Linked DNA regions of Homo sapiens: region 1 is linked to region 2. Evidence: chromatin loops called from intact Hi-C (ENCODE). Cell type or tissue: B cell. All regions are shown on one strand. Each heading gives the region's core, and the rest is flanking DNA. Links, peaks and the distances in the headings are about the cores only. Region 1 overlaps PAX5 (paired box 5). Region 2 overlaps PAX5 (paired box 5).

Evidence for each region. Peaks named below come from ENCODE experiments on the same cell type or tissue, not always from the same donor. Only the 100,000 strongest peaks of a DNase experiment are listed, where the experiment ranks them.
Region 1: a loop joins it to region 2, with 2.2 times the contacts of the local background. A loop is called at or near these places in 2 of 110 quality-filtered maps.

What each region holds. Positions count from the first base shown.
Region 1 is chr9:36,899,004-36,914,540 of GRCh38, reverse strand. All of the region lies in intron 7 of PAX5 (paired box 5), which reads left to right. Among named protein-coding and RNA genes, the nearest start is that of MIR4476, 13 kb to the right of the region's middle. RefSeq lists an enhancer at 13,457-13,957. In B cell, for the core only: no CTCF peak of the experiment used is centred there; no DNase peak of the experiment used is centred there; H3K27ac peaks cover 4,466 bases.
Region 2 is chr9:36,941,209-36,956,745 of GRCh38, reverse strand. All of the region lies in intron 6 of PAX5 (paired box 5), which reads left to right. Among named protein-coding and RNA genes, the nearest start is that of MIR4476, 55 kb to the right of the region's middle. RefSeq lists an enhancer at 8,563-9,087. In B cell, for the core only: no CTCF peak of the experiment used is centred there; DNase peaks (open chromatin) are centred at 5,662 and 7,105; H3K27ac peaks cover 7,781 bases.

The DNA.
Region 1 (15,537 bases), core at 4,982-12,981, 45 kb after region 2:
TGTACTATGATATGTATATGCTCTGTATGTTTAAACTGCAAGACATAATGAAGGTGTCCAGGGCTTTCCCCGTGCACAGAATCACAGTGAATGCAACAGCCCCAGACATAGCCTTACACACAGGTATGGACTAGGGACTAACACTAACTCATCCTGCCAGCGTGATTTTACAAATAGGTGAGGAACCCTTGGCAAAGTTCCAAGTAAAACAAAGTACAAGCTTTGCTCCATTTACACGGTAGTTGCATTCCTAGAAAATTCAGTGTATATTAAAACCATGGAAATTGCAAGTTCACATTTATATGTAAATGAAGTTCAGTTCTAGATTCAAATACTTGTAAACGGATTTCTCACGTACCTGAATGTTTGGCAGGACAGGAGAGTTGTGAAGAATGGAGAAAAAGTCTTCACTGTGTGGGATTCTTGCACTGCAGGGCAGTAACACCCCTCAGGCAGGGAGAAGCCCCCATGGATTTTCAAAACGCCCTCTGGAGGTGCAGTTACCCACCCCATTGAGAACTGTTAAACACCTTGAAGGAATGCCCCCAGGAGCTGTTGGGGGGTGGGGGGCTCTGTTTCACCACACGGCATTCATCTAACTCCACCTGTGTTAGCGGATGTGCTGACATAGTGCAGAGCTCTTCAAGGGACACTCAGAACCTTCCGGCCCCACCTCTCTCCTTTTCCCTCCCCACAAAGCCCAGAGTGCTGTAGGTGCCCAGCTGGATGGTGAGCCCGGCCCAGGGCTCTACCTGGGGTCTGGGGAACAGATGGCTTCTGCGCTGCTCTATCTCAGCCCTCACACTCTGGGCTGCTCAGGGAAGATCTCATTAGAGAGGGATATATATGCCGCATTAAATATTAAGTTAAACACCTGCTCTACCAGCTAGGGCCACAGTTCTGAAACTGCTCACCATTTGCAAACTGGTGACATGGCCAGCCTGTTACTGCACTGTCAGCAGTTTGGGCCTGTCCTGATTGGGACTAATTATCTGCAGGTGTCTCATTGGGCCACAGGCCTGCTGATGGGGGAGCCACTGTGCCTACCTGCCAGAGAGGACAGCGGGTGGGGCACCAGGCTCCCCACTTCTGCTCACCTCTCTACTGGTGAAGGACTTAGCTGGGTCCACCTGACCTTTTGCCTGAGAGAACAAAGGAATGGGGCCAGACTGTATCTTGCTGGCCTTTTTCCCTGAGGAGCATCTCTTTGCATCAGTAAGTTGGCATGTGAGGAGGAGACAGAGAGAGGCCTCCTGTGGGCCAGCAAGTTTGGGAAACACTAGCCTGGTAGGAGACCTGGGCCCTGGGGACTGAGGCTCCCCCTGGGCACTGCCCCTTTTTAGTAGCGGAAATACCCACAAAGACAGACAGAATGGCTGCCAAGTCCCTGAGTCCACCTGCTCTGATTTGCAGTATCCCTCAGGTTCAATGTTTGGAGTCTCAATACCCAAAACTTGGCAGCCAAAGAAAGTCCACCCTCTTCTGGCTTTTAATCTGAGCAACAGCCAAGGGCTGAGGGAAAGAGCACTGGAACAGGAGTCAGAGGAACAGGTTTCTGTCTGGACTTTGCACCTAACTGGTCCTGTCTTTGGACACATTGGTCATCCTCTTCTCTCCAAGCTCATTTCCCTATCTATGAAATAGGGGTGGTAATTCTGCCCCTGCCTCCCTTGGCTGTTTCAAGGATAAAATGAGCCAGTGGGAGGAGGGGGATTAAGAGCCACCGAAGGGGTGTCTGAGTGTATGTGGGCAGTTGTGGAGAAGGAGGCTTGGAGGAGTTTGGGATCCAGCTTTGGCGAGTCCCAGCCTTCCTCAGAGCAGACGTTCTGACCATACCTGGGTAGGGTGGGAGGATCCTGTGGTCCCACTACTCACTTCACAGCTGGGGAGGCTGAGGACAAGAGAGGGAAGTGACCTGCTCAAGGCCACATTTAGTGAGTGAGAGCTGGAGCCCCAGTTCTAGCTCCCCCAGGGCCCTGGCTTCCACAGCCTACTGCCATTATATGATGAAATGGACTAAAAAAATCCCAGTTCAAATTTCCTGAAGGCGTCTCTTTCAGTGTGCAGTTGAGAATGTCAGCAGGGAAGCCAGATTACCAGAGCTGGAAGCCCACTTCACCGTATTCTAGCTGGGTGATCTCAGGCAAGTTACTAATTTCTGGGCCCAAGTTTCCCATCTGTAAAATGGGCCAGCACTAGAGTTTTCTCACAGCTTCTGGCAAGGATTATATGAGCGGACCTTGCAGAGTGCTTAGCACAGTGCTTGGCAGGTGGTAAACACCCCATAAATGGTAGTTATTACTATGTGTCTGGGCTCTTGTCCAGAGTCCCTTATCTCTGCCCTGGGGGCATAAGACAAAGAGACATTTGCCCAGCGACAGCTCTCTACGTGGGGATGCTCTCCGAAGGGTCCTGATCCCGCAGAAATCCTCAGAAGGTGGTGGAGTCTTGGAGACCCCGTCAGGATGTCTGGCTGAAGGGCAGGGGTGGAGAGCTCTGAATTTTTTCCACTTGTTTAGAGTCCCAGTGTCTATCATTGGAAGCAGGGACATCCACTGTGTGTTTGGGGATTTTGGGGAAACAGTAAACACTGCATGGGGTTGCTTTCAGCCTGTGAACCCACGGACTCCAGACCTGGGGCGTCTCAAGGGCTGGGGAGCCCAGGCTGGTTTCGGCTGCGTGGTGGAGACCCTCTGCTGGGCTGAGTGGCTTTGGGGTTTTCCTCCTCAGGAAATATGTTCTGCCTCCTCTGTCACAATCCCCTCTGGCGGGGTGCCAGGCAGCTCTGAACAGCGATTTGTTCATTTTTCCATGGGGCATGCCTCCTTTGACCCATTTTTATGAGCCTTTTTGAGGCTCATGAGATGCAGTGAAATACCTCTTCTCTCAGAGTGAAATCATAATGAATAATGAAAGCAAAAATACAAGAACACCTTATGTATCCAGGCTGCCAAAAGGCGCTGTAAAAAATTACAACAAGAGCTACAGTGCAGGATGATACCCTGCAACTGAGTGTCGGCCACGGGGCCGTCCTCGGAATTCCATGGAAGATGCTGGGCTGGCTATCAGAGTTGTTCTGTGGGCCGGGCGTGTGGCTCATGCCTGTAATTCCAGCACTTCCGGAGGTCAAGGCGGGAGGACCACTTGAGCCCAGGAGTTCGAGACTAGCCTGGGCAACATAGGGAGACCCCCCCGATCTCAAAAAAAAAAAAAGTTGTTTTGTGCATTGGAAAGGAGATAATATCAGTAGTTACAGCTTATTGGGCTCTCGCTCTGTGCCAGGCCGGGAGTACCATGGTGCCCCTGGTGGACAGTCCCTGCCCTCACTGGGCTTACTTGTGGGGCAGAACCAGGCAATTTACAGTAAACACAGAATAAATTTGCAATGTAATTTTACCAGGGCATGTGCTCTGAAGAAAATAAGTGGGAGAGAAGAGAGAGACTCAGGGAGTGGTGCCCAGCTGGGGGGATCTCTGTAAAATGGTGGTGTTTGATCTGAGATCTAAATGTTGAGAAGCTTTGTGGGGAGCTCGGGGAAAGGCATTCTGGCAGAAATTACAGCTTCAGCCTTTTAAATGTACAAATGAATGAACGAATGAATGAATGACATGCATATCCTAAAGGATGAGGCAGGTTTCTCAGTTGTTTCTCTGCTGCCAGCCAGGCTCAGCCCATAAATCAGGCTTCGAGGGCTCTTGGAGTTAGAGGAAAGCATAGAGGTCCGGCGGCCTGACTCTTCACACAGCGCGGGGTCAGTTCCACATCAGGGCTTGGTCACCTCTGGTATTGGGGATTTCACTACCTCAAAGGCGAAGTCTCTTCCAGCGGTATTTACCCAAAGCTGTTCTCAGTTGAAGTGATTTCCTTTCCCACTGTCAGGCCAGAAGCTGAGGTATCTACAAAGTCCAGGCGGGCATCTATGCTTTGAACTCATAGACCAGGCACTGCCCAACACACCCCTTAGCCTGGCGTGTGCCCCCGAGGTCCAGCCCAAAGGTGCTTTGATTTGCATAGAGTTTTTTAAACTTAAAAAAAAATTAGTCCTAACATTTTAACAACCAGAGGAGATACACCCCAATGTCCATCCGTGGAGACCTTGTTATATACAGAATAGCTCATCCACACAATGGAGTGGGAAAGAACGAGGAAGCTCTTTATATCCTCATAGGGGATGTAAATAATGTATCTTTGAGATATATTATTTATGAAAAAAGCAAGGTAAAGAATAGTGTATACAGCATGCTGCCTTTGCGTAAAAAAGGGACAATGGGAATGCATATTTATGTTTGTGAGAATTAAAGAAACTCTGGAAGGGTACTCAGGACTTAACCATGTTTAGGCAGAGGGTGTGGGGAGAACACTTTTTACTGAGCGGTGTTTACATTTTGATTTTTTGAACCTTATCAACATATCGGCTATCAAAAAGTTAAATTTAAAAGTGCCTTAAAAATCAGGAGATTTAACATTAAGAGGGTGGATTGCTTGAGCTGAAGAGTTCAAGACCAGCCTGAGCAACATGGTGAAACCCCGTCTCTACAAAAATCTACAAAAATTAGCTGGATGTGGTGGTGCGTGCCCATAGTCCCAGCTGCTTGGGAGGCTGGGGCAGGAGGATCACCTGAGCCCAGGAGGTCAAGGCTGCAGTGAGCCATGATCGTGCCACTGCACTCCAGCCTGGGCAAAGGATCGAAACCCTATATCTAAAAAAAAAAAAAAAAAAAAAAAATTAAAATGTCTAGCTTCTCTTGGAAAAAAAGTAAGACTCGGCCACCTTGGGTCTACATTCCCAAGTGGCCACACTTGGGGAGAGTTGAGAAGTGGTTGCCCCCTGTAGCTAAAGCAGCAGGCTCCTGTTTACCCCACACCCCACCTGGCAGCTTCATCCACTTACCTTACCTGCTGGCCCCTGTGGGCATTGGGTTTTCAACCCTGTTCTAACCCAGTCACCCCATCCTTCCTGTGTCCTCTTACCTTCATTCCTGCCCAACAGAAACCCCTCTCTCAAGCCAGGAAGGGCAGCCCACAGGCTCTCCAGCCAGCCTTACCTGTCCCTGACTTCAGGCCTCTGCTCAAGCTATTCTACCTGCCTGGGATGGCTTTCCCCAGTATCAGCTCAGTGTGCAAACCACCCGCTGGGAAGGGCCTGGAATAGCGAGTGCAAAGTTCTCAAGAATGTGCAGCAACACAGCGTTTCATCCCAGTGCAATGACATCCGCTCTCTCCAGACTCAATGTTGTGGGCCCTTTGCAGTAGCAGTGGCTGCAGAGTGAAAACTCCATATCCAAATTGGACTCTCCCCAGAGATGCAGGGCTATTTGCATTCCAGAACGATTTGGGGGTGAATTCTATTGAAATTTGAAGTATTTGCTTTTTCACTGGTAAATAGACTCACAATTATAGATTCTTGGATTCCTAGAAACCTAGAATTTTGGAATCTTAGTGTTTGGAAGGCTACTCAGAGGTTCAGAGGTGCCAGAGGTCCGATCATTTTAAAGCCGAAATGAAACTCAAGCATCTTCGTAATTAAAATGCACGTAGAAGAAAAATATGATTTGCTTTCAGGTTAGCACAATGTTCCCAAGAAATATTTGTTGAATAAAATGAATTAATATTTGTGTAAAGTGTAGCATCAATTAAAAAAATAATTTCAGTGGAAAGTACTCCAGTTGTTTCTGACCTTATATTTATAGGATAAAAAATAAATGAAGCTGGACAGCCCTTCTGCTAATGGTCTCATAGATTTTTATACCTGTGAGTGGCTTGGGAGCCGACCCTTCCAAAGAGCCTTCAAGCAGGTCTCTGGGCCTCCAGCATCCAGCCCACCCTGCTGTGATCCATCTTCCTAAAATAGCGATTTCATTAGCTTGTTCTTGTGGTCAGAGATCCCCACTGCCTTGTCATTGTCTGGAGGAGAAAAAGTGCAAAGGATAGCACCTGGGCAATTTGCAGAGCTTCTGCCATTCATCACCCATTCACTCATCTCTCCATTAAAACTGAACTCCTCCTTCATGTCAGACATCAGCCTAGTCTAAGTCCTGAGGGTTTTAGAATTCCTGCCCTCAGCCAACTCACAGTCTGATGGGGGAGGCAAACATGGATACATGTATGCAGCAAAGCAAAACAAAACAAAAATGAAAAAGAAAGAGAAATATTGTGGGAGAAGCCAAGTGCTTTTGACAGCATGAAGGAAGGGACAGTTGCTTCTCTCTGTGGGGTCTGGGGAAGGTTTTATGGGGAAGCAACATCTAAGCTGCTCCAGGGAAGCCATCCACTCTTGGCTTCTCTTTGGTTTAATCTCTCACCATTCTCTTAAAAAAAAAAAAGTCTTCTTTTTTTTTTTTTGAAACAGGGTCTTACCCTGTGGCCCAGGCTGGAGTGCAGCGGTGTGATCATGGCTCACTGTACCCTTGTCCTCCCAGCCTCAAGGGATCCTCCCACCTCAGCCTTTCAAGTAGCTGGGACTACAGGTGCACGCCACTATGCTGGCTAATTTTTGTATTTTTTGTAGAGACAGCGTTTTGCCATGTTGCCCAAGCTGGTCTCAAACTCCTGGGCTCGAGCAATCCTCCCACCTTGACCTCCCAAAGTGAATAATTCCTTTTTAATTGCAAAGTAATACATGTTCACTGTAAAATAAATTCAAATGGCACAGAAGTATGTACAGCAATCTGTCCCCACGTCTCCTCAGTCTATTCCTAATCCATTCTGTAGATGTCATCAGAGTTGGCGATTTGGTATGTGTTCTTCCAGAACCTTTGCTGTGCATAAAGAAACATGTCAGGATGTACACATACAGTTTATTTCCTATAAATGGGTTCAAACTCTCTGCATTGTTGTTTAATTTTTTTAAGGTTATTCATGTTTTAAGGACACCCTAGCTGTCGGTAAGTAAAGAGCTTCCACCCTGTCTGATGAACTGGACGAACCAGCATGGACTTTTTCCCTAGCAGTGTGGCTGAACAGCCCCGATCCTCAGGGCTAGGGGGCGAATCTCTCTCAGTATTTGATACACGGGGCTTCAGACAGAGGTGAACAGGCCCAAGAAGGGCAGAGGACAGGGCACCTTGGCATCCACAGGAGGCCCAGGGCTGTTGGCATAGAGACAGCTGACTTGGAGCCTGGCTATGGCCTCCCCCATGCTATGCGGGGAGGGAGGCTGCCAGGAGGACAAGGGGAAGCCACGGGGAGGAAGCTTTAGTTTAGTGAGAAGAAGCACTTCTGAGCAGTTTGAACTCTCTGAAAGCTGAATAGGCTGCCTCAGGAGATAATAACAATGATAGCTAATGTTTAATAATAAGCATTTGTTATGTACTTTGGTTCATTTAATCTTCTACTCTTTAAAACACAGGCACTATTTTGGTCCCAAGTAATAGTTAAAGAAACCTGTGAGTTCACACAGCTTGTAACTGGAGGTATGGTTTTCTCCTAACTCCTCTACGGTCCTGCTTCCCTTGGTACCAAGCCCCTCAAGCAGAGCCCTTTTCCGCTCACTGTAGCACAGAGAGGCTGGCGCCCACTGGGGTCTGGGAAACTGATCAAACGTGCAGTCCTGTGTGCAGATGCTGGATCAGACTGCCTGGCTTTGAATCCCAGCTCTGCCACTTATGAATTGGTGACCTCGGTTTCTCAACATGTGTGTATGTATGTGTGCACACCTCAGTCTCCTCATCTATAAAATGGGGATAGAACTCACTATGTAGATGAAGTGAGTGGATAACTTGCAAAGCACTAAAAGCCCTGCCTGGGCTTCTTACATGCGGCTTTGAAAATCTGGAGCTCGGGAAAACAACCTGAGTCAGGGAGTCAGACTTAGGGGTCCCCAGCAGAGGGGCTGGTGGGAGAGCTTGCGGGGGGATCTGTCCAGCGTGGAGCAGGCCTGACGGCTGCCTGTCTTGGATGTTCCATTGACCTCCTGCAGTTTCCAGTTGCGGCTGTAACAAATTACCCCAATCCCAGGGGCTAAAACAATGCAAATGTATTATTGTAAAGTTCTGGAGGTCAGAAGTCCTAAAATCAAAGAGTGGTGGGCTGTGTTCCTTCTGGAAGCCCTGGGGTAAAATTCGTTTCCTTGCCTTTTCCAGCTTCTAGAGGACACACAAATTCCTTGGCTCATGGCCCCTTCCTCCATCTTCAAAGCCAGCAGAGTAGCATCTTCTCTCCTCCTTGGCCTCTGCTTCTGCTGCCACATCTTCTGTCTGTGACTCTGACCCCCTTGCCCCTGTTTCTAAAATCTCTTGTGGTTACATTGGGCTCACCTGGGTGATCCACACGCTCTCCACATCGCAAATACCTCAATTTAATCACATCTGCAAAGTCCCTTTTGCCATGTAAGGTCACATAGTCACAGGTTCTGGGAATTAGGATGTAGACATCCTGGGGTGGGGGGTGGATTATTCTTCTGTCTACCACATCTCCAGGGCCAAATATAAAAGCCTCCTTGAGCACCGTGTGTCCTGTAGTTCCCCTGGATGACCCATCATCTGTGAGGGCACTGGGCACCTCTTTTGCTCCGTTTCTGCCTGTTCTTTCTCCACTCTCTCTGTGAGCACTGGCTGGTTCTCACTCTGTCTCCTCCATCTGCCCCAGTGTTGAGATAATTTGTGCCCTCCCTAGAGTCAAGAGACTTTGGAATATAGGTGCTGGATAAACCCTAGGGATCACCAGGTGCAATTCCATCATTGAACAGATGGGGAGGCTGAGACTGAGAACTCAAGTTCTCCCAAAGTCAGACACCTCTGGAGCCCATATCCCTTGACTCCTATTCTAGTGCTCTTTCCTCCATGTGGAACTCAGCCTTTGTCCTTGCAGAGTGGGTCTTTTTTTTCCCTCTCCTATCCTCCTTTCTCAGCCTGGTTGATCCACTGCCCTCTATCTGCCTATCTATGAAGCTGCCCAGTGGAACCTTTATCCAGGCCCGTCTTTTTGCCATCTTTCAACTCAGCCATGCGGAGTCCCTGACTCCAAGCCTTTGGTCTTGCTGGTTCCTGTACTTCGGGTGCTTCTGTCATTTGCCCAGAGGTGGCGGCAGTCTGCTGTGAAAGGGAGAGAGGGGCCTGATTTGGAGTCAGGCTCACAGGTCTTCATCCCAGCTCTGCCATAACTCCTGGTAACTTTGAGAATTCCCTTCCCCTCTCTGAACCTCAGTTTTGCCGTCTGCCCAGTGGGAATTATAAATCCTGGCTCATTCTTCCCTTACGGGACTATGGTGAAGTGCACATGAAAGAAAGTGTGTGACAATGGCCCAGAAGCTGTAAGGGGCTGGGCCCTTTCTTGTGAGCTCATGGAGAGCCGGCCACCTTGACTGTGCCAGGGGTCCGGCCTCCCCGGCAGGAAAGTGAAGATGAGCTGGTCCAGGACTTTGCCTGTGAAAGGATCTCACAACACTGCTGAGGGATTTAAGAACCAGCAGGCCTGACAGTCCCTGCCCATGTGCCTTCAGTGCATGTCTCCTTGGAGCACTCCCCAAGTGCTGCCTCCTCTAGGAAGCCCTCCTCAATTACCCTACAGTCAGAAGTCATATTGCCCTTGATCAGCCCACCATTATGCCTGTTAGCCCATTGTGCCTTGATTTATAATTCTTTGTGTCCAGCCTAACTTTCTTCTTAGTCTACAAGATTCTGAATTGTCTCTGCCTTCTCCAGCACAGCCTAGTATGGGACTTGGAATATAGTATGTACTCAGGAAGTGTTTATTGAATGAATGAATGGATGAATTAATAAACCAACGAGCTGTCTGCTATGATTGGTCGTTACTAATCACGCAGCACTCCACCCTTCTAGGTCATTGTCAAGGTTATTGACATGATTCACACACTCACATACATATCTTTGATTAGCATAAAGTCACATTTGAATTCAAGATATTATCATAATTATTATTTCTTCCCAAATGCATTAGCTTCTACTAGTCTGCTGCCTTTTTTTTTTCTTGGCCAAGTTCACAGCTCAGGAAAAAAATCTCTCTCTAATTTATCTCTATTAGCTTTTATTTTCATTATCTGTGAGGCCATAGAACTTCTACTCCCACCCTGAGATCATCTATAAATGTTTAGTAAGGTTGTTTCTGGCATGAATGCTTAGGGGCACCTGCTGCCTGTCTGGATGAACCCATCCAGAGAAGTGTTTGCCTTTTCAGACCCATTAGTTCCTTTCGTATGCCTCTGTGAACCCAGGTTCAAGATGGGGTCACATGCCCATGTTAAGGATAGTGTGGCCCAGCAGCCTATTTAGGGGGCTGGTGTGTAGGATAGGGGACTAGGGAGCTCTTCCCCCAGAGTTGGTTTCAATCCTGAACAGCTAGAGAGGCAGGCCCAAGCTAGGGTCCCATGAGCCAAGAGTCACCAGCAGGAGTGATAGCTGATGCTCCCATCCACTCCCTCTGCACCATGCATTGTTCTAAGCCCTTGACTTATTAATAGCTTGTCTAATCTGCATAACAACCCTTTGTGGGAGTCACTCTTCTCATCCTCATTTCACTGGTGCAGTAACTGAGGCACAGAGAAGCATAGAAACTTGCTCAAGGTCACACAGCTTGTAAGTGGTGTAGCCAGGTTTTAAATGCCGGCAGTCAGACTCCACAGACCACACACTTGACCTCTAAGCCACACTATTCTCATAAAGCCTGGTGAGTCATGGCAGCCTGGAAGTGTGCCAGAGGAAGTCTGAGTTGGACAGACCCCTATCTGAAGAACAGAGCTGATAGGTGGATTTCAGGCCACGTGTAGGGGCCGGGACTGATGGGGCTTCTTGGGTGATATCTGATTGAAGGGTAGTGGGTTGACTCACCCCTGAAAAGCTGGCATCCCCTTAGGTCAGCCTCCTGCTCAGACAGACCTCATGCAGCCTGACCAGGCCTTAGCAGGTCCTGGGTGAAGGTTTGGTGAGTGGATGGGCAGACACAGCAGGTATGATTGCTCCTTCTTTCTTGGGAAACATGCTGTGTATTCTTTCATGTTCCTGCCTGGGCCAGGCCACCTGGACATGCCCCAGCAGCCTCAGGGCTCTCAGCCCCTGCTGTGCAGCCTCCCAGCCCTCAGGCTGTGTGTTGTCCATTGTGGGGAGCCCTGTGCTTCAAGAAACTCCCCACCTAGACCAAAGCTTTCTTCTGTTCTTTTGCTTTCAAGCAAAAAATAAAAGCATAAGAAAGATAATTGTCATTACTTAAAAACAAATATTTTAGAGATGGGGTCTCACTCTGTTGCCCAGGTTGGTCTCAAATTCCTGGGCTCAAGTGATGCTCCCACCTCAGCCTCCTGAGTAGCCGGGACCACATATGTGAGCCACCCTTCCCAGCCAACTGCTTTTCTTAAACAGACTTTCTTCCTCCTTCCTTGGTCTGGGAGAGAGAAGGCCAAGTGCCAGGGTAAGGATCATGCCACTTAGGTCTGGTTCTCTTCAGGAACAAGTCGTGAAGTCCCCAGTTCTTCACACCTGCACCCCATGGAGTTCCTGCTTTCTTATCCTCCATTGCCCGGCCTGCCTGAGAGGAGGAAGGATGCCAAGTGCTGGTGGTGAGGGGTGGGGAACCTCGGCCCAGGTCCCGGGGCAGGCCAGCAGGTGTGATCCAGGTGACTGGATTTGGGGGAAGGGGAGGGGTGAAGCCAGAGGCTGCACTTAGGGCTCTGGGCAGCTACTCTTTTCTAGCTGGATTGGCAGCCTTATGGGGTCTTTCACAACCACTAATATCAGCCCCGAATGTTATAGTTGCTCAAAAGGTGTTGCCCAAAAGAAAACCATGGTTGGCACAAATAGCCGTCTGTGCCAGTGTGGGTGGGGGTAGATTTCAAACAGATACCTGTGGCTTCATTATTTTAAAATCCGTCTTGTGCTAATGAGGCTGATGGAATAAAAGGCCCTGGTGAAACCCAGCCTAAGGCCATGGAGCCAGGGTGTGGCTTCCCATGCCCCCAACACTCCCCACTCGGATCCTGCAGCCTATTTTGGCCCCTCTCCACCTGGGCTTCAGGGCCTCTCTAAGGGCTGGGCCCATCAGTGGCCTAGTTTCTCTGTGGCCTGAGCACACTTCCAGCAGGGACAGGCTCTGCCCACGGCACCCTCCCGGATGAATCCCTTCTTTGACCTTTGTAATTATTCCTGTTCAATCTTCCTTCGTGTTTTCTTCCTCCTCCCTTTTTGAGGTGCTCAACTCCTGCACTCTCTCCAGTGTATTAAGGATGTGAGTGAAATTGATGACTGGGATGTCTCAGGTCTTTATGATGATGAATGACTTTCACTGCCAAAGCTTTTATTGTCTGTGATTTGGGAAGAAGGGGGAACTGATATATCAAGGCTGCCTGTCAGACCATTTAATACAGTTATAAATCCTGACGTCACTAACTGGTGGTCAGGAGCTGGAGAATTCCACCGCCACCGCTTTGCCGAGCCTTTATGGATTTTCTTCTTTCTCTCACCTTTCTTTGCTTGACTATCACAATTGTGTTTTGGGAGGGGGGATAGGGACAGCTAGATAGTGAATTTAAAAATCACAGGGACACCCTGGTCTAGGGAGGGGATGGGAGCCCTCCCTCACCCTTACTCTAAAAGAAGCAGCAGATAGAAGGCCTTTCATTCTAATGTGAGCAAGGAAATTGTTTGGTGAGACAAGCCCTGAAAGTATGCTAATGCCTTCTTTGCATGTGCACCACTCTCTACAGTTTACTAAGTGATTTTACATCTGTTATTTTTCAGATCCTCCTACCATCTTGGGAGGGCAGCAGGGAAAGACTTGACCCTCGTTTTACAGAAGAGGAAGCTGAGGCTCAGCAAGGCGATGTTCCTTGGCCAGGGTTATGCCACCTGGGCTGGTGACAGGAGCTCCCTGGGGTGAAGCAACAGAGCATCACCATTAGGTGTTTAGGGCGTGGGGTCGGACAGCGCTGGGCTCCAATCCCAGACCCCCCTACCTTTTAGCGGCTGACCCTGGGAAGGACACTTACATTTTCTGATACGCCATTTCCTCACCTGGAAGTGAGGCTAACACTCTCCTCATTGGGTTGTTCTGAGGGTTGTTCTAGGGTTAAATGAAATCATGCACGTGGGTTTCTAAGCTAGGCTCTTGGCTCATCAAAAGTGCTCAGTAAATGTTTTTAAAAGGTGAAATGATAAGGAGAGGCATGTGACAGATGTCACAGGTGCACAACGGGGGCCACTTCCCGAGGCTGGGTGGGAGGGCTTCCTGAGGGAGGTGACACTTGAGCACACGGAAATGAGCAGGAATTAACCAGGCTGGGGAAACAGGTGAGGGAAGAGCATTCCAGGCAGAAGGAACAGCATGATAAAGGATGAGTGAAGAAAGCAGCTGGAGATGAGGGAGGGCCCAGGTCCCTGAGGCTGCCAAAGACCTGGGGGCAGACCTTGCAGGTGCTGGGAGCCCTGAGGAGAGTCGACTCTCCAGGGGAATCTCTGTGGGGTCTTGACAGAGGGTGGAGGTAAGGAGGATGAGACTCGCAGGAAGACCTGACCTGACCCAGGTGGCTGTAAAAGCCCAGGAGAGAACGGATGAGGACCTGAACCCAGGCTGTGGAAAGGGGGATGGAGGAAACATTTTGAGGGGTGGAACTGGCAATAGTCACTTGTGAGGAACAGGTGGGCGGCCATCAACGATGCTCCCCTGGTTGGAGTCTGGGGGACCCGGGAGATAATGGAGCCAGTGGCTGAGATGAAGACCATGGAAGAGGAGCTGGTTTGAATATTTAACTTTGGGGTACCCCAGGGACACTCAGGTGGAATGTGCAGAGGCAGTGGGGGCGGGGTCAGGACTGGGGGCATGGACACAGGTGGTGGGAGGATGTGAGTCACTCAGTTGAGAGCTTTAGACAAGGACGATGGGGAGGAGCAGAGCTGGAGAGGGACTCTGGGAAACCAGGGTGGCTGAGGAGGAGGACGCCATGGAGGAGGACGCCATGGAGAAGCCCGGAGTGGGGGAGTGAGTGGTGATTGACACTCCCGCCACAGATGCGCTCCATCTTGGAGGCTGTAGCAGTCACAGGACTTCACTGTAAACAACAGAATTCTCTCTGGCTTGTTAAGCAGAAAAGGGATTTTCTAAGGATGTTAAGATGCTCAGGGTCTCCAAGAGGGCCACAGAACCAGGTTTGGAGGCTTCCCAGTCAGGCATAAGGCCTGGCCCATGCTGCAGGACTACTCTGTGAAGCGGCCATGCTGTCGCCTGTGGACGCAGACCCTTTGGTTCACACAACCGTCGCTGGACACCGGATGTCACCACTAGGACCTCCGCCTCAGCAGATGGACTCCATGTGGTGCCTGCTTCTTTGTGTCATCAGCTTCTGAATTAAAGACTCACACGCACGTGTCTACTTGGGGGACCCAAAAATATGCCTGCACCCTCACGCAAGGGAGGCTGGGAAATCACGTCTCTGACTTTGGCCTCAAGAAGCCTGAACTCTTAAAGTGGAAAATGCCCCAAACAAAAGAAGGATGTTCGATGATGTCAGGCAGCCAAAAATATTTGAAGATTTAGAGAGTGAGCAGAGAGATCCAAGGTAACAAGGCTGGAAAGAATCCATTGGCTTTGGTAGTTAGGAGGGCCTTGTTCTTCCAGCCAGTTATCTCCCATAGCCCATCCATTTCCACAGGATTTGAGGCAGCATTAAATGAAAGCCCAAGGGAATCTGCACATGGCCAGAAACCACCTGAAGAAAGGACGAAATGGTTGCACTGGATTTGGGATGGGGGTTGTGGCAGTGGAGCCCTGAAGCTCCAGGAAAGCCATAGTGAGGAGAGGAGGCTGGATCAGGAGGCCATGGGGTGGGGGCTGTCCTTCAGGACTTGAGTGACTTGCAGAGGATGCCTGGACTGGGGAAAAAGTAAGGGAGAAGAATGAAGCAAGGACCTGGTGGCCCGGCCCCAACCCTGTAGTCCTGGGGGTTGGCTGGCAGGCATTTCCCTTTGGCTAGCCCTTGGGTAGTTTCTGGGCTTTGGCTGGTGGCTTTTCTCAGTGGAGAGGTTGGAAAGTAACACCGATTGGGCTCAAAAAAAAAGCCTCCTGTCCTTATGGGCACAAAATCCCTAGCACTGAGCGCAGGCTGGGCTCAGAGGAGTGGCCTGGGAGATGTTTTCTGAGTGAAAGAAAGAATGAGCCTAGGCATTTGTTTAGCTTCAGCTCTGCGCCAAACATCGTGATGGGTACCACAGGGAAACAGAAGTGAGCAGGACATAGTACCTGCACCAGAAGGGTTAGGTCTAGTGTCTTCTACTAGACAGCTGTCCCAGCAGTCTGACATGTGCTGGGCTGTGGAGCAGCATGGCTCTGAGAGCACTGAAGAAGGAGCATGGGACTGTGGGGGACAGGACCAGGGCATCTGGGGGGTCTTTCACAGGAGATGATATTGGTGGCATTTGCCTGGCGCCTGCCAGGACTCTGCGGCAACATTTGCTAAGGCATGGAGGCGAGTTGGGGGAAAGCAAGCCATTTAGGGCTGTGGTGCTGGTGGGGGTGCTGGAACCTATACCACCCCAGTAGAGATGCTTGGGAAAAGGCAGGAGGAGAGGGCATGAGGGGTCTGGACTTCATCCAGAG
Region 2 (15,537 bases), core at 2,477-10,476:
GATTTGCTGCCAAGAATATTGCCTGGGGATGTCCATTTGTCTCTAAGTAGCTTTTGAAATATTTTCTAAACAGTTGAGTAGTCTTTGTCTTCCTGTGAACCAAGCACAAGGACAGCTCCCCAGTAAAAATCGTTCCTGCTTTGTAAGGGAGGGGGATGTTTGAGGGAATACTGGGCAAATTGCCATAGTGAAAAGCGTGGGGTTCTGGGCTTTAGTGATGGCTCTTAGGCTAGTCACTCTGGGTCATGGTTTTTGCATTTAGGGTGGGAGATTGCCCTGGGTCATCCTTGAGATCCATTCTAGCTCTAACATTCTGTGAGTGATAAAACAAATGGGAAATCCATCACTTATTTTTATTTTGACTTGTTTACAGTTTTTCCTCCTGTCTGTTCCACTCTTTTTGATGACAGGCAAATTCTGTGTTTGTGGGATTTAAAGATTACAAGTGAATTGTCAAAGAGCTGCCTGCACCTTGCTCGGTTGTTCTTTCATTCATTTATTCATTCATTCATCCAAGAAATTTTTACAGATATGCCATGTCAGTGACATTGACCACCTGTGCTGTGTTGTGTGGCATAAAGTAACAGCAATTGATGCAGCCAAAATACTGTGTGAGAATTGACTTTTGAGTAGAGATATTTCCCCTCAAACAAGGCTATCCAATATTTGCAATTCAAAAAAAAGACAAAAGAACAGCTAATTTTGGTCTTACACCTTGTTTGTTTTGAGGGTGTGTCGGAAGTTTGACTTAAGGAAGTCGGCTATTTACAAAACTCTTAAAAAACAATAAAAATAAACATTTATTGTTTTGTAAATTATTTTTTAAAAAAGAACGTAGATTTCTGATTCTTATAACAAGATCTGAGCTATTGTAGGCTCTCCTATTGCAAACAATTGGATCAAATATAACAATAAAGCATTATATATATATGTGTGTGTGGGTATATATATATATATATATATTTTTTTTTTTTTGAAACAAAAAGAGGGAAATCCTCAGTGGCTGTAATTTAAAAGGCAGCTCAAAGCCAGAACTTTAAGTGCATGAGCTAATGTCCTGGTGGCCCAGGGTATGGGTTCTCAATATAGTCTCTAGTGAACAGGGGCTGGGGTTTTGATGCTGATGTTGAGACAAAAGATGTAGTCTTAGAATTGTGTGATATATAGGAGTGGGAACCAAAGCTCCTGCAAAAAACTAGAAACCTGGAAGGGCTGCACATTCCATGAAATGGGCACTAGGTAAGTTTTACCCACAAGCTGAAGGAGGCAGTAGGGAAACTTGATTCTACATGGGACTCAGACAAAAACAAAATATTTCTAAAAAATTCAAGGATGGAAATAATATAAAAACTGGAGGCATATTAGTGAAATCACTGAGATGCCTCGCAGATGCATATAAAAAAACTTTCATCTGGCTCCTTCCACAATTTAGTATGTACAACATGCCTACAGAATAAATAATAACTACTAAATAAGCTCACAATTTAAAAATGTCAAACCACCCAAGAAAATGAGGGAAAGTTAGGAGACATAACGGGCAAAATGAGTATTCCAAGAATCCAAGATAGCAGACAATTTGAAAGAGACTAGAAAATGATTAAAGAGATGAAAAAGACTAGAAACCATTATAAAAGAATAAAATGCCATGACAAAAGAAGGAACAGACTAGAAAGAGAATCAAATAAATTTTCTAGAAATAAAAATTATGATGTGAGAATTAATTAAAAATTCAACTGATGGATTAAATACCAGATAAGACATAGCTGAATAGAAAATTACTGATTTGGGAGGAGACAAAGCTGAGGAAATTCTCAGGAACATAGCATAGAAAGCTAAAGAGTTGGGAAATATGAAAGAAAAAGGTAAGAGATAAAACAAAATATCATGAGAAAGTCCAACATACACCAAATAGTTGGCATGGAAAAATAAAAACAGAGAAAAGAGGCAATATTTGAAGAAATAATAGCTAAGACTTTGTGAAACAAAACTGTTGCAAGAAACATGTATCATTAGATTGAAGAAGCATACTAAATCCCAAGCAAGTTAAATAAAAATAAACAGACATCTAAGCAAAACTTTAGTGAAATTGAAGAACATCAAAGACAAGAGAAAATTATGAAAGCAACCAGAGAGAAAGTACAACATTTAGACTGACAGGGCTCTTTTTTCAGCATTGTTAGAAGTCAGAAGACAACAGAAAATATCTTCGAGTGTTAAGAGATAGTAATAATTACCTCGTACTCAGATAAATGATCATTTAACAGTGAAGGCAAATAAAGACATTTTCAGATAATGGCAGGGAGAGTTTACCACTCACAGACTCTTGCTGAACTGCTAAATCATGTACTTCAATAAGAAAGATATGAGAGACTTGCAGTTTCAGCTCTGACAAGTGGAGTTTTGACACCATTACTCTGATCTTTACAATAAGAAGTAAAGCTGAACAAAAGGAAAATCAACACGTTTTCTTGGCCTAAGTCATAAGAATACAGAGTTACAGCTGAGATCTGCCAGATTAACATGAAACCTTACTTTAGTCCAATTACTTCATGTATCATGTACAACTTTCAACAAAATATTAGGCAAGAAAAAAAAAAGTAAGAAGAGACAAAGTAAGCATCAAAATCAGACTCAGACTTTGGAATTATTAGATAGGTATATATTTTTTTCTTTTGAGACAGGGTCTTGCTCTGTCACCCAAGCTGGAGTACAGTGGCATGATCTCAGCTCACTGTAACCTCAACCTCCCAGGCTCAAGTGATTCTCCCCTCTCAGCCCCCCAAGTAGCTGGGACTACAGGCAGCACCACCACGCCTGGCTAATTTTTGTATTTTTTGTAGAGACCAGGTTTCACCATGTTGCCCAGGCTGGTCTTGAACTCCTGAGCCCAGGTAATCAACCTGCCTTGGCCCCCCAAAGTACTGGAATTACAGGTGTGAGCTACTGCACCTGGCCAAGATAGGGAATTTAAAATGACTATAATTAATATGTTAAGGACTGTAATGGAAAAAGTAAACAACATACATGAATGGATGAGTAATGTAAGCAGAGAGATGAAAATTCTAAGAAAGAATCAAAAGAAAAATAAAAAACACAGTAACAGAAATAAAGACTTTCTTTGCTGGGCTCATCACTAGACTGGACACAGCCAAACCAAGAATTTGGGAGCTTGAAGATATGACAATAGAAACTTTCCCACACTGAAAAGCAAAGAGAAAAAAGAATGAAAAAACAAAACCAGAACAGAACACCTAAGAACTGTGGGATAATTTTAAGAGGCATAGCATATTTATAATTAGGTTGCCGGAAGGAGAAGAGAGAATGAAGAAGAAGAAATATTTGAAATAACAATGGCTGGGAATTTTTCAAAATTAGTGACAGATGCTAACCAAAAATGCAGAAAACTTAGAGAACACCAAAATATCTACATTAGGCATATAATATTCAAAAGCCAGAATATCAAAGACAAAGAGAAAATCTTGAAAGAAGCCAGAGGTAAAAATTACCTTACTTATAGAGAAACAAGAATAAAAATTACAGTGGATTTCTTGTCAGAAACCATGCATACAAGAAGAGAGTGGAGTGACATATTAAAAGTGTTGAAAGAAAAAGTTCACCCACCTAGAATTTTATATCATGGGGAATTATACTTCAAAAGTGAAGGAAAAAATAAAGACTTTCCCAGTTAAACAAAAATGGAGGAAATTCATCACCAGCAGACTTGGTCTAGAAGAAATGTTAAAAGAAGTTCTCCAGAGGAAGGAAAATGATGTAGTTCAGAAACTCAGATCTACATAAGGGAAAGAAGGGAGTTGGAGAAAGAATAAATGAAGGTAAAATAAGACCTTTGATTTTTCTATTCTTAATTGATCTAAAAGGTAACTGTTTGTGTAAAGTAATAATAATAACAATGTATGGAGTGATTTATTACATATGGATAAGTGAAATGATGGCAGCAATGTCCTAAGGGACAGGAATGAGGAACTGGGAATATTCTATTAGAAGGTACATGATTGAAGAGGAATAGTATCATTTGAAGGTGAATTTAGATTAGATATAAACGTATATTGCAGACTCTAGGGAAAGTACTAATACTTAAAAAAAGAAATATAATTGAAATGCTAACAGAAGAGATAAAATGGAATTGTATGACACGTTCAGTTGAAACCAGAGAAGGAAGAAGAGGAGACGTAAAGAAACAAAGAACAAGTTCAACAAGTAGAAAAGTTACAAACGTAGTAGATATGAATCCAATTATATCAATAATCACTTTGAATGTGAATGGTCTAAACATACCATTGAACATATTGAAACCCCGTCTCTACTAAAATGCAAAAAATTAGCTAGGCATGGTGGCATGTGCCTGTAATCCCAGCTACTTGGGAGGCCGAGACAGGAGAATTACTTGAACTTGGGAGGCGGAGGTTGCAGTGAGCCGAGATCTCGCCATTGTGCTCCAGCCTGGCTGAAAGAGCAAGACTCTGTCTCAAAAAAAAAAAAAAAAAAAAAAAGGGAGATGGTCAGAGCATATTAAAAAAACAGAAGGACTCATCCATATGTTGCCTACAAGAAGGATATGAAATACAAAAGGAGAGAATGGGATTTAAGAAGTGATGGTAACCAAATACATAGATAAATGAACAATAATCTAAATAGGTTTGTCCAATAAATAATATCACCTGTAAAAGTAATTCATAGTTTTGGAAGTTTAAAACAAAGTAGGAAAAAAGGCAATAATAATATGTAAGATTGGGAGGAGGCTGATCTAAGTTAAAACATTCTAAGATTTTTGCATTTCATAGGAGGAAGATAGATATATTGATAAACGTTAGGCTGTGTTAGGTCAAGGATGCCAGTGAGCAAATTAAGGATAACAATTAAAGGGTAACCATTATGGTAATAGAATGCATAATGTGCAAACCAGAATAAGCAAAAAGAAATATTTAGAATACTTAGTGGATCCAATAGAAGGTAAGGGAGAAGAAAGGTAAATTAAAAATATAAAATTACACAATAGAGGATAGAAATAAATAAAAATATTTGAGTAGTCTCGATAAATAGATTGGATTTGCAAGATAAATAGAAGACGTGTAAAATAACCAAGACCCAGAAATGTGGTGTTTTTAGTAATTAACCTAAAACAAAATGGTACTGAAAGTTTGCAAGGACTGAGAGAGGAAAATATGGCAATACTAACCAAATAAAATGTGATAGAGTAATCTCATTATCAGATGATATAAACTTTAAGGCCCAAAGTATGCTCAAAGACAAAGAGGATTATTGCTTAATGATAACAAGAACAATTTGTAGGAAAATATAACAATCCTGAACCTGTACGCACTTGGCAACAGAGTCTCTAAATATTTAAAGCAAAAAATGTCAATGAACAAATGAACAAATCCCATGATATTTTGGGGAGACTAAAATGCCCCTCTTGTTAATGAATAAATCAAGCTGACAAAAAATTGGCAGGGATATTTGTAAGTTTTGCACAACATAATTAACAAGCTTAATAGAATAGACACATGAAAGGACAACAATTAGAGAATACTTTGCTTTTTGAACTCCTGGAAGGAATACTTCCATGAATGCCCATTTATCCTGCCCCCTACTTACACCACCCTACCACCCTACTTCCCTACCCCCAAATATGTCTTATAAGGAACTTGTAGAGGAAGTGGAACTGGCTGGCCTATAGAAAAGAAAATTCATGCAGTGGCTCACGCCTGCAATCCCAGCACTTTGGGAGGCCGAGGTGGGCGGATCACGAGGTCAGGAGTTTGAGACCAGCTTGGTCTCGAGATGGTGAAACCCCGTCTCTACTAAAGATACAAAAAATTAGCTGGGCGTGGTGGTGTGTGCCTGTAATCCCAGCTACTTGGGAGGCTGAGGCAGGAGAGTCGCTTGAACCTGGAAGGCGGAGGTTGCAGTGAGCCAAGATTGCAGCATTGCGCTCCAGCCTGGATGAGAGGGCAAGACTCCATCTCAAAAAAAAAAAAAAAAAAAAAAAGAAAACTCAGTGGATATGCAAGAATGTGATCTGATCTCAAAAGGGCTCCTGTGGAGAAGGAACAGAAGCAGACTTCTTCGTAGTTCCAAGGGGCAGACCCAGGATTTAGGTGGAAATTACAGAGAGGCAGCTCTCATCTTAGTTGAAGGAAACCTTCCAAGCAGGCGAGCTGCCTAAATGTGGATTGGGCTGGGAATCTTCTGTCGCTGAGAGTGTCTGGTGTGGGCAGTGAGGCCACTTGGGAGGAAGACTGAGGAGGGGTTTCAAGTGTCAGATTGGGGCTTGGAAGAGGTAACCACCAGGGTCCCTTCCAGCTCTGAGCTTTGGCATTCTGTGACGCATGTGGTTGCATTTCCTCTCTTCTATTTTGGAGAAAAGATGAATTTGTTGATTCTTTCCCAATGTCTTGGCTATGAAACCAAATGGGATGATTTTATTGAAGATCATCACATAGTCCAGCTCAGTGTCAATGCTTTTAAGAAGGTGCAGACCCTTCTTGGGTCAGGGCAACAGAATTGGTGATGTTTTCATTTCAGGCTCACCAAGAGGACAGATAACTTTATCTACCTGTTGGTTACAGTAGTTCAAGGGTTCCTGGCAAGAGCCGGCTCATCAGGATGAGAGCATGCAAGGAAGATTATGACAAACAAGCTTTCAGAAGGAGCTTAGGGACTTAGATGAGTTCTAAATGACAGGTTAATAACGGTCCTATCTGTGTCCATCCATGAGGCTGGAGCTGGGGAATGGAGATTAAGGTCAGTGGAGTCAAAGAGGTGTCGCTTAGGGAGGTCGAGGGTAGGTGAAGATCGTGGTGGGAGGTCCCGAGGAACGGGAAATCTGCCAGGAGGAATGGCCGCATTTCACTAACAGTATGAGGGGATTGGCTTGGGCAGATAATGTGGAATTCTGAGGAGATGCTGTGGTAGGATGGTGTGGTGAGCAATGGCATGGAATTTTGCAGACCCCATGCCTGGCCCAGAAAGGCCTGAGGAGAGGACGGTGGTGTGCTTTCTACTGGGGAGTGCGTCAGGGACCCATGTCTGGAGGACTGCTGGAAGTAGCATAGTGTCATGGTTAAGAGCACAAGCTTCGGAAGCAGCTGCTTGTGACTTTGCAACCTGTTACGTTAGTTTTGAGCTCACGTAATCTCTTGGGAGATTGTGGTAATAAAAGTGAATGTAGGCTTACCTCTGGAGTCTATGTGATTCTTCCTTTATTCCTAGCTTTGAGAACACTGGTTATTATCACATCTCAAACAAATACGAACTTTTCTTCCTTTGTGTACAAAGTTATTATTTCCAATCTACTTGGCTTTACCACTGCTTTATCCTCAGTTTTCTCATAAGTAAAATGGGGATAATAACAATACTTGTGTTGGCCGGGCACGGTGGCTCACGCCTGTAATCCCAGCACTTTAGGAGGCTGAGGCAGGTGGATCATGAGGTCAGGAGATCGAGGCCATCCTGGCTAGCATGGTGAAACCCCGTCTCTACTAAAAATACAAAAAATTAGCCAGGCGTGGTGGCGGGCCCCTGTGGTCCCAGCTGCTTGGGAGGCTGAGGCAGGAGAATGGCGTGAACCCGGAGGCAGAGGTTGCAGTGAGCCGAGATTGTGCCACTGCACTCCAGCCTGGGCGACAGAGCGAGACTCTGTCTCAAAAACAAAACAAAACAAAACAAACAAAAAAACAGCAATACTTGTGTTGTAGGTGGTTGTACTGATTAAACAAAGTTTGACAGAGGGTTCAGCCCATAGTAGGTACTCCAAATGTTCCTTTATTATCATTGTTATTATTATTAAGGAGTGTTCTGCCACATCAGAGGTTCTACAGGGCAGAGAGTCAGGGTCATGGTGGGAAAGGGATCAAGAAAGCTCAGGTGGGTAGGGCTGGGTTGGGCAGGAAAGGAGTTGGAGAGGAGGCAGGAGGGAGTTTGCGCAGGGAGACAAAGTGGCTAAGAATTGTCTTGGTGGGAGGGAATGAGAGACAGACCAGAAGGCCCTATCTGACCTGCAGTGATGGGGCATTTGCACTGGGGAGTTTCTGGGAACTTTTTCTTCCCCAGACTTTCTCTGTTTTTACTGTTTGCTTGGCTACAGATTACACAGGCAAATGAGCCCAGGCTTCCAGGGAAATATTCCATTAAAGCAATCAAAATAACAATTTGTATCACTTTTAGAACTTCTGCCTGAGGAGCTAAGAAATCTTTGTACTAAATTATTAATTCTGGGTTGTACTGTAAGGATCTTCCCCTACAAACAAACAATTTAATATTTCCTTTTTGGTGCAACAGAGGACGAGTTCTCCGGTCTCCCAGATCTGCCTCAAAAGGAGGGAGGAGGTATTTAAACCCAGACTGTGATACTTCTAAGGAAACTGCCTAACAGAATGTGTCCCGTCCCTCTCGGAGGAAGGGATGGACTGTCAGCCTCGGTAACCTTGTTCTCAGGGACACTCGCCGCTCCCACTTATGGTCGGGCTGCACCTGTGCTGGCCACATGGCAAGGCGGTAAGAGCCAGAGCTCTGGAGTCCCTGGTCCTGGAACCTGGCGTGCGTACCTGCTGGCTGTGTGATTGGGATAGTTTGCTCCCCCTCACTCAGCATCAGTTTCTCCATCCACAAGAGGAGGGTAGCCATGCCGATATGCTAGCACAGAGCTGGTGTGAGGCTCCCGTGTGTCTCCAAAGTCTTGGACAGTGCCTGGCACGTGGGAGACGTTCAGAGGATGTTATTTATTATTATTTGCATTCTCAGGGAATGTCTCAGTGATATAGACACGGCTCTGCCTTTCACCAGGGGCAACGGGGGTGGGGTGCACAGAGAGTGTGTGGGGAGGAGGATGAGGAAGAGGGTGCCAGGTAGGGAAGTGGAAAGAGGAAGAAGAGAAAGAACAAAAGCATGGAGACATATGCATATGCGTTCAGTCTGGGAAAGGGAGAGTAGTTTCAGGTGGCCAAAGTGTGAGGTGTGCTGGGGGTGGGGGTGATGGTTTTGGAAATTCTGTTAAAAATATATATATATATGTTCACACACACATATGCGTACAAATATAATATAATGAAACATCATATAATATGTAATACAGTAATGTAATATCTGGACAGTGCATATCCTTAAATACTTTCACTTGAGACCATTTGAGACCAGCCTGGGAAACAGAGCAAGACCCCATCTCTACAAAAAAACTAAAAGTTAGCCAAGCGTGATAGCTACTCGGGAGGCTGAGGTGGGAGGATCACTTGAGCCCAGGAGTTCAAGGCTGTAGTGAGCCATGATCATGCCACTGGACTCCAGCCTGGGTGACAGAGTGAGACCCTGACTTTAAAAAAATAAAAAATAAATAAACAAATGAATACGTAAAATTTCAGGAAACTGAGGAAATGGTACTTGATCCAAAGCAAGGTTTAAAATTTTTACATTGCATTAGCCTGACAGGACATTTATGGTAGGTTTGGAGCCACAGTGTAATTTTTCATCTTTTAAACATCAGGGCTTGTCACTTTGGATGTTGGAGTATGAGGATCAGTGATGGGCCTGATGGTGCTGCCTCTGGAGCTGCCAGGAAGGGGAACGTTGCTTCCATAAGGGACATCATTTTAGGAACAGGCATATTTATTTATATGGGCTCCTCTGAATAAATTCATTTATGAATAGAATCTGGATGTCAAATTATAGCACATGGAATAAATCTGGAGAAATCCTGTGATATATGTGCCCTGGGGGCAGCACTATTCACTGTTATCCTTTTTCTGGGCTTCTGATCCTGTTTAGAATGGGTTTTTGGGATTTGGAAAAAGTAATCACTTCCCTCCTGTTTTGGCCCTGCACGTGGCTGAGTCATCATTTTACACTGTGGCTTGGGGGTTAGGAGCAAAGGAGCGGGAAGCAGCCATGGGGCTTTCCAAGTTGGTTGGGCCCTGCCTGCTGGTGGTTGGTAAAGAAGTTGCCTCAACTGTCTCCTGGGGATGCTTCCAGGCCAGCTCACCAGTGGATTTCAAGTAACTCAAAATGGACTTAAACCGCAAAGTGTCCTGGTGACCGTAACCTATCTCTAGCACGTAGTTTTCCCTTCCATTACTGGTAGTCAGAAAGCGCATCTATGCTGTGGGGCAAAACAACTCAGACATGTTCACACATGGCCTTGAGAGACAAACCTCTCATTGCTTTGGAGAAGCTTAGCTACAGGAAAATCTTACAGGACAACTGACATTGGTCATTAGATTCCCCTCATGGGCAGATTTGAGGTCAAAATTTCCAGAGGTTTCAACCTGATGAATGTGGCCCAGGTTTTGGCTGGTTGTGGGGAATCTTATTTTCCAGCACTACACACTGAGGTCAGCTGCTCGGGTTTCTCTTGATCTCTCAGTGGTTCCCATGAAAAGTTCCCTGATTTACAAATTCGAGCTGTCCATCTGTGCACCGGGAGAAACACACGGAAATGCTCGAGGCAGCGCTGCTTGGCATTGCGGAGTTCCTGAAGCTCAGGGGCAGCTGGGCCATGGCCCCTCTGCGAGCCTCAGGGAGTCACTTCCTGATGGAGCACTGCATCCTGACGGAGCACTCCTCAGGGAGTCGCTTCCTGATGGAGCACTGCATCCTGACAGAGCACTCCTCAGGGAGTCGCTTCCTGATGGAGCACTGCATCCTGACGGAGCACTCCTCAGGGAGTCGCTTCCTGATGGAGCACTGCAGAGTTTCCTGCGTGCTGTTCCTTTAGGGGGAGGTATATGTGTGCATCTTGGTGTAGAGAACTCAAAGCTGAACACTTTCTAGCCCCTGACCATGCTGTTTTGTAACAATAGAGTACAAATGATGTGCCAGGCACTGATCTGGGCAGTTTGCCTGTATTAACTCATTAAATTCTCTCAACAGCCCTGTGAGGCGGAGACTTTATTTTAATTTTACAGAAAAGGAAACTGAAGAACAAAATAGTTAAGTAACTTTTCCAAGGCCTGCAGCTGGTAAGTTGTGCTGCTGGGATTTGAAGAGCAGCTTCTCTATCTCATTCAAAGAGTGGCCCAAACAATTGGACCGGCTGATCCAATTTGCCAGAAACAATGGCTGTGGATCAAGCATTCTAAAATAATAGTTACTATTTTTAGGATCTGTTTCTTGTGTTAAACAGATCTATAAATAGCAATGCCCTTTGATAGGTTACTTGATTTGGTTATCTTGGCATAGATGTCATCTTGGAAGGTATGGGTACAGTGGCTTACACCTGTCATCCCAGCACTGTGGGAGGCCAATGTGGGAAGATCACTTGAACCCAGGAGTTTGAGACAGCCTGGGTAACATAGTAAGACCTCATCCCTACAAAAAATTGAAAAATTAGCTGGGCATGGTGGCTCATGCCTGTAGTCCCAGCTACTAGGGAGGCTGAGGCAGGAGGACTGATTGAGTCCAGTAAGTGGAGGCTGCACTGAGTCATGATTGTGCCACTGTACTTCAGCCCTCCCTGGGTGAGAGTGTGAGACCCTGTTTCAAACAAACAAACAAAAAACTAAAAAAAAAAAGACAGTTGTCCAAAGGGAGTTTTGTTTTTTACCATAAAGACAGGAATGTGGCTGTACCTGTCCCAAATATCTTCCAGTTCATAGCCTTTGTGACTGTGTTATACAGAGAGGAACTTTGGCGTCTCCGTCATCTATAGATCTGTGCGTTGGAGGTCTGTGATTGTTGCTACAGCAGTCTTCTGAGGGGATTCCTGTCCCTGTCTGTGGGTAGTTGCAAGGCTCACTCTGCGTGGCTTCAGGCCTGGGTTCCTGTCAGGTCACTGAGCTTTCACATGAGGGTGTCAGTACCACTTCCAGCTCGGTCTGTGTTTAACCATAGGCACAGAGCAGCATCCCTCCGGTCCCCGGTTAGAAATAAAAATGCTTGGAGAACATTTAATTTATGTCCCTTTCATTTATTTTAAAATCATTACCGGATAAAGCCATTCAATTGGGTAACTGCCCCACCAGTGTGGTCCCCTTAGAGTTATACTGAACCCATATGGAGACACCCTAAGAAATCACGTTTGAAAACCACCCCTGGATCTGAAGCGCATTCGGCACTTTCTCAGCTTGCTCTTTAGGGGGGTTTTGGGGAGAAATTCCACCTGGTTTGAGAGTTAGTCAGAAAACCTCTGAGTAATGGGCGGTCTGCATCTCATGGACTCTGTGAGGTCGTGAACCAGCTTCCCTTCTCCAGCTGGCAGTGGGGAGGGCCTCATGCAGTCCTTCCTGGAGTGAGATTAAAAGCCTCCAGCCTCATCTCCTGGCTTTGAGGATGTGGAGAGCATGGTGGTTGAGAGTGGGCACTAGGGCCAGGCTGTCTGGGTGCCGTCCTGGCTCCATCACCTACCAGCTGCACGATTCGGGCAGGTTATTTGCCCTTGCTAAGTCACAGTTTCTTCATCTAAAAAATGGGGATAATGAGTGCTTGCCTTATAGGGCTGTTAGAGGTTTCAATGAGGTCCCTGTGACATGTGGCACATGTTGACATGAGCGTGCCCCATGTGTTTGTTGTTGGGTCCAATTATTATTATTTTTTAATCAGCTTTTATTTTTTTGAGACAGCGTCTCTTTTTGTCACCCAGGCTGGAGTGCAGTGGTGCAATCATAGTTCACTGTAACCTTGAACTCCGGGGCACAAGCAATCTTCCTGCGTCAGCCTTCTGAGCAGGTGGGACTACAGGTGTGCACCAAAGTACCTGGCTGATTTTTTATTTTTGTAGGGATGGAGTCTTGCTATGTTGTCCAGGCTGGTCTCAAACTCCTGGCCTCCAGTGATCCTCCTGCCTCAGCCTCCCAAGTCCCTGAGATTACAGGTGTGAGCCACTGAGCCCAGCTCTAGTCACTTATTGGGTCCATTTTATGTTTTCCCTTTTTCTGTCCTTTCTTCCCTCCATACCTCCATATATTTTTTACATCCTTGTGAGCTGCTTATATCTTTTCTGGAAAGTAGTGAGGTATGAAAAAATGAGTGATTAATACAGTTAATTAATATAACAATGGCTTATAGGTGTAGGTTCTTTGGAACCTACGCCTATTCTTCTCAAAGTCTTTCATGTGTCTTTTCTGATTTTATTACAAAAATTCTCTTGCAACATTAATTTACCCAGAATTCTTACACAGTGATCCTTAGGCCTTCTTTTCTGGTATTAAGTAGCTTGCAAATATGTAGCTGTGTGTGTGTGTGTGTGTGTGTGTGTGTGTGTGTGTGTATGTTGAACTAATCCACAAATACTCAGCAATATCTTTAGGAGAGCTGAAGTTAGCAAGTAAGATCAGCTTTATTGTACTGTGAAGATCTGATTTTCGAAAGTAACGTGGGGTGTGTAAAACTCCAGTCTCGTGTCCTAGAGGCCAAGCATAGCCATTTGAAATGAGGAATAGGAAAGAATGGGGAAACAGATTGGAGCCACCACCTATGGGATGCTAGGAGCCAGACAGGTAGGCACTGAGGAGACTTGGGGATGCCAGACTCCCCATCTTTGCCTGGGCTCCCCCTTGGCCTGCACCCACCTCAAGGCAATGTGCCTGGGGAGGCAAACCTGATGGACCCGTAAGTCAAGGTGATTCTGGCCACATCCCAGGGAATGGGAAGAAAAGAACGTGAAGCAATGGAGATGGGGGACGGTGGGACTGAGATGGAGAATAGCTGGATTTGGCAGGGCTAGGGTGGGCCTGCACTGGAGGAGGGTAAGCACAAGGACATAGCAGGCCCTGGGTAGGGAAACTGAGAGCTGGGTGCAGAGAAGGAGAGCGGGAAGACAAGGGTCAGCGGGTGTTACGCTCCATGGTTAAAGGCTGAGGCACTTGCAGCCTTGTAGGGTAGCGTCAGCAGTGCTGAAGGCCGTTGCCCGGCCACCAGGCCCTGCCCTTTCATGGCACTGCTCCTCCTGGGCTCACTCTCTTGCAGGCAAAAGCCAGGCCCCACAACCTCTAGCAACTCCTCTGCTAAAAGCTCTGCTTCCAACATCAGCACTTGTAGCTACATAACCTAGGTTAAAATTTTATTAATGGCGTGATCATGGGAAAGTCACTTCATCTCTCTGTGCCTCAGTTTCTGCATCTGCAAAAAGGAAGAAGAATGAGAACCACACCCCTCTGGTAGAGGCAGAACAAAGCCCAGTATGAAAGCTGTGTCAGCAGCTGAGCACGACTCTTACAACAGAGCAGGGACTTGCACACGTCCCACCCCTGGGTCCTCCTCAAGCCCACCTAGCACATGGAGGGGGACTCTGTGTGTAAAAGGTGCTGTGAAATTACCTGACTGCTTTCACATCTGTGGCCTTGTTTGATCACTGTGAACGCTTCTGTGATATGAAGGCAAGCAGACGCTATGATTCCCATTTTGCCTGTGAAGCAAGTGTAAGCCAGGGAAATGCATTTTCTTTGCTCTTCCTAACTCCAAGTGTTGCTTTTCCTGAGACCTGGGCTCTGATTTGAGGCCTCCTGTCTTACAACAGTGTCCCCTTGATCAAGTCTTTCCCCTTCAGCTTCCATCTGAAAATTGAGGGGATGGGAATGGGGATACCCCAAATCCCTTCAGCTCAGACGCTGCCTAGAGTTATAGGCCTGACCTAGGAGGCCTGGGTCCTTTCCCTGAGCCAAGGAGAGGGTCAGGCTCCTGGACACGCAGGTGGGCACACGAGTTCATGTTTCAGCCATCAGCTGCCTGGGCACACTGCCAGGGTATTAAATGAGATAATGAGATAACACGTGCAAAGTGACTAGCACTTGATCGAGTGCTGCTATTATTATTTTTACTACCACTATTATTCTTCAGGAAGCAGAAGTGAGTTCAAGTACAAGCTCTTTTTCTTACTAGCTATGTGATTGGAAAGGGTCTGTCTTGGGAGATGCCCTATGCACCCCTGCATCATCCAGTGAGCCTGGTGTGAGTCTCATGTCCTGGAGGCCAGGTGTAACCATTTCTCCATCTCAGTCCCACCCCCGCCCCCACCTCCACCGCTTCATATTCTTTGCTTCCCATTCCCTGTGACGTGACCAGAATCACCTTGACTTGTGGGTCCACCAAGTTTGCCTCCCCAGGGGCATTGCCTTGAGGTGGGTACAGGCCAAGGGGGGAGCCCAGGCAAAGAGGGGGAGTCTGAGGTCTCCAGATCCTCCCCAGTGCCTACCTGGCTGGCTCCTAGCATCTCACAGGTGGTGGCTCCAATCTGTTTTCCGTTCTTTCCTATCCCTCATTTCAAATGGTTGTGCTTGACCTCCAGGGCATGAGCTGGAGCCAGGACAGGAGATTCACGCCCGGCATACTGGGTGATGCATGGGTGCATAGGATACCCCTCAAGACGGACGCTCTCAAATCACACAGCTGGTAAGAGGCAGAGCTTGTATTTGGACTCACTTCTGCTGCTTCCTGAGGAATAATAGCGGTAGTAAAAAGAATAGATAGCAAAGCTCTGTCAAGTGCTGGTCACTTGGCACACATCATCTCATTTAATACTCAGAACAACTCTGTAAGGGAAAAACTATTATGAGTTGTGTTCCACAGATAGGTAGCTGAGGCACACAGGGG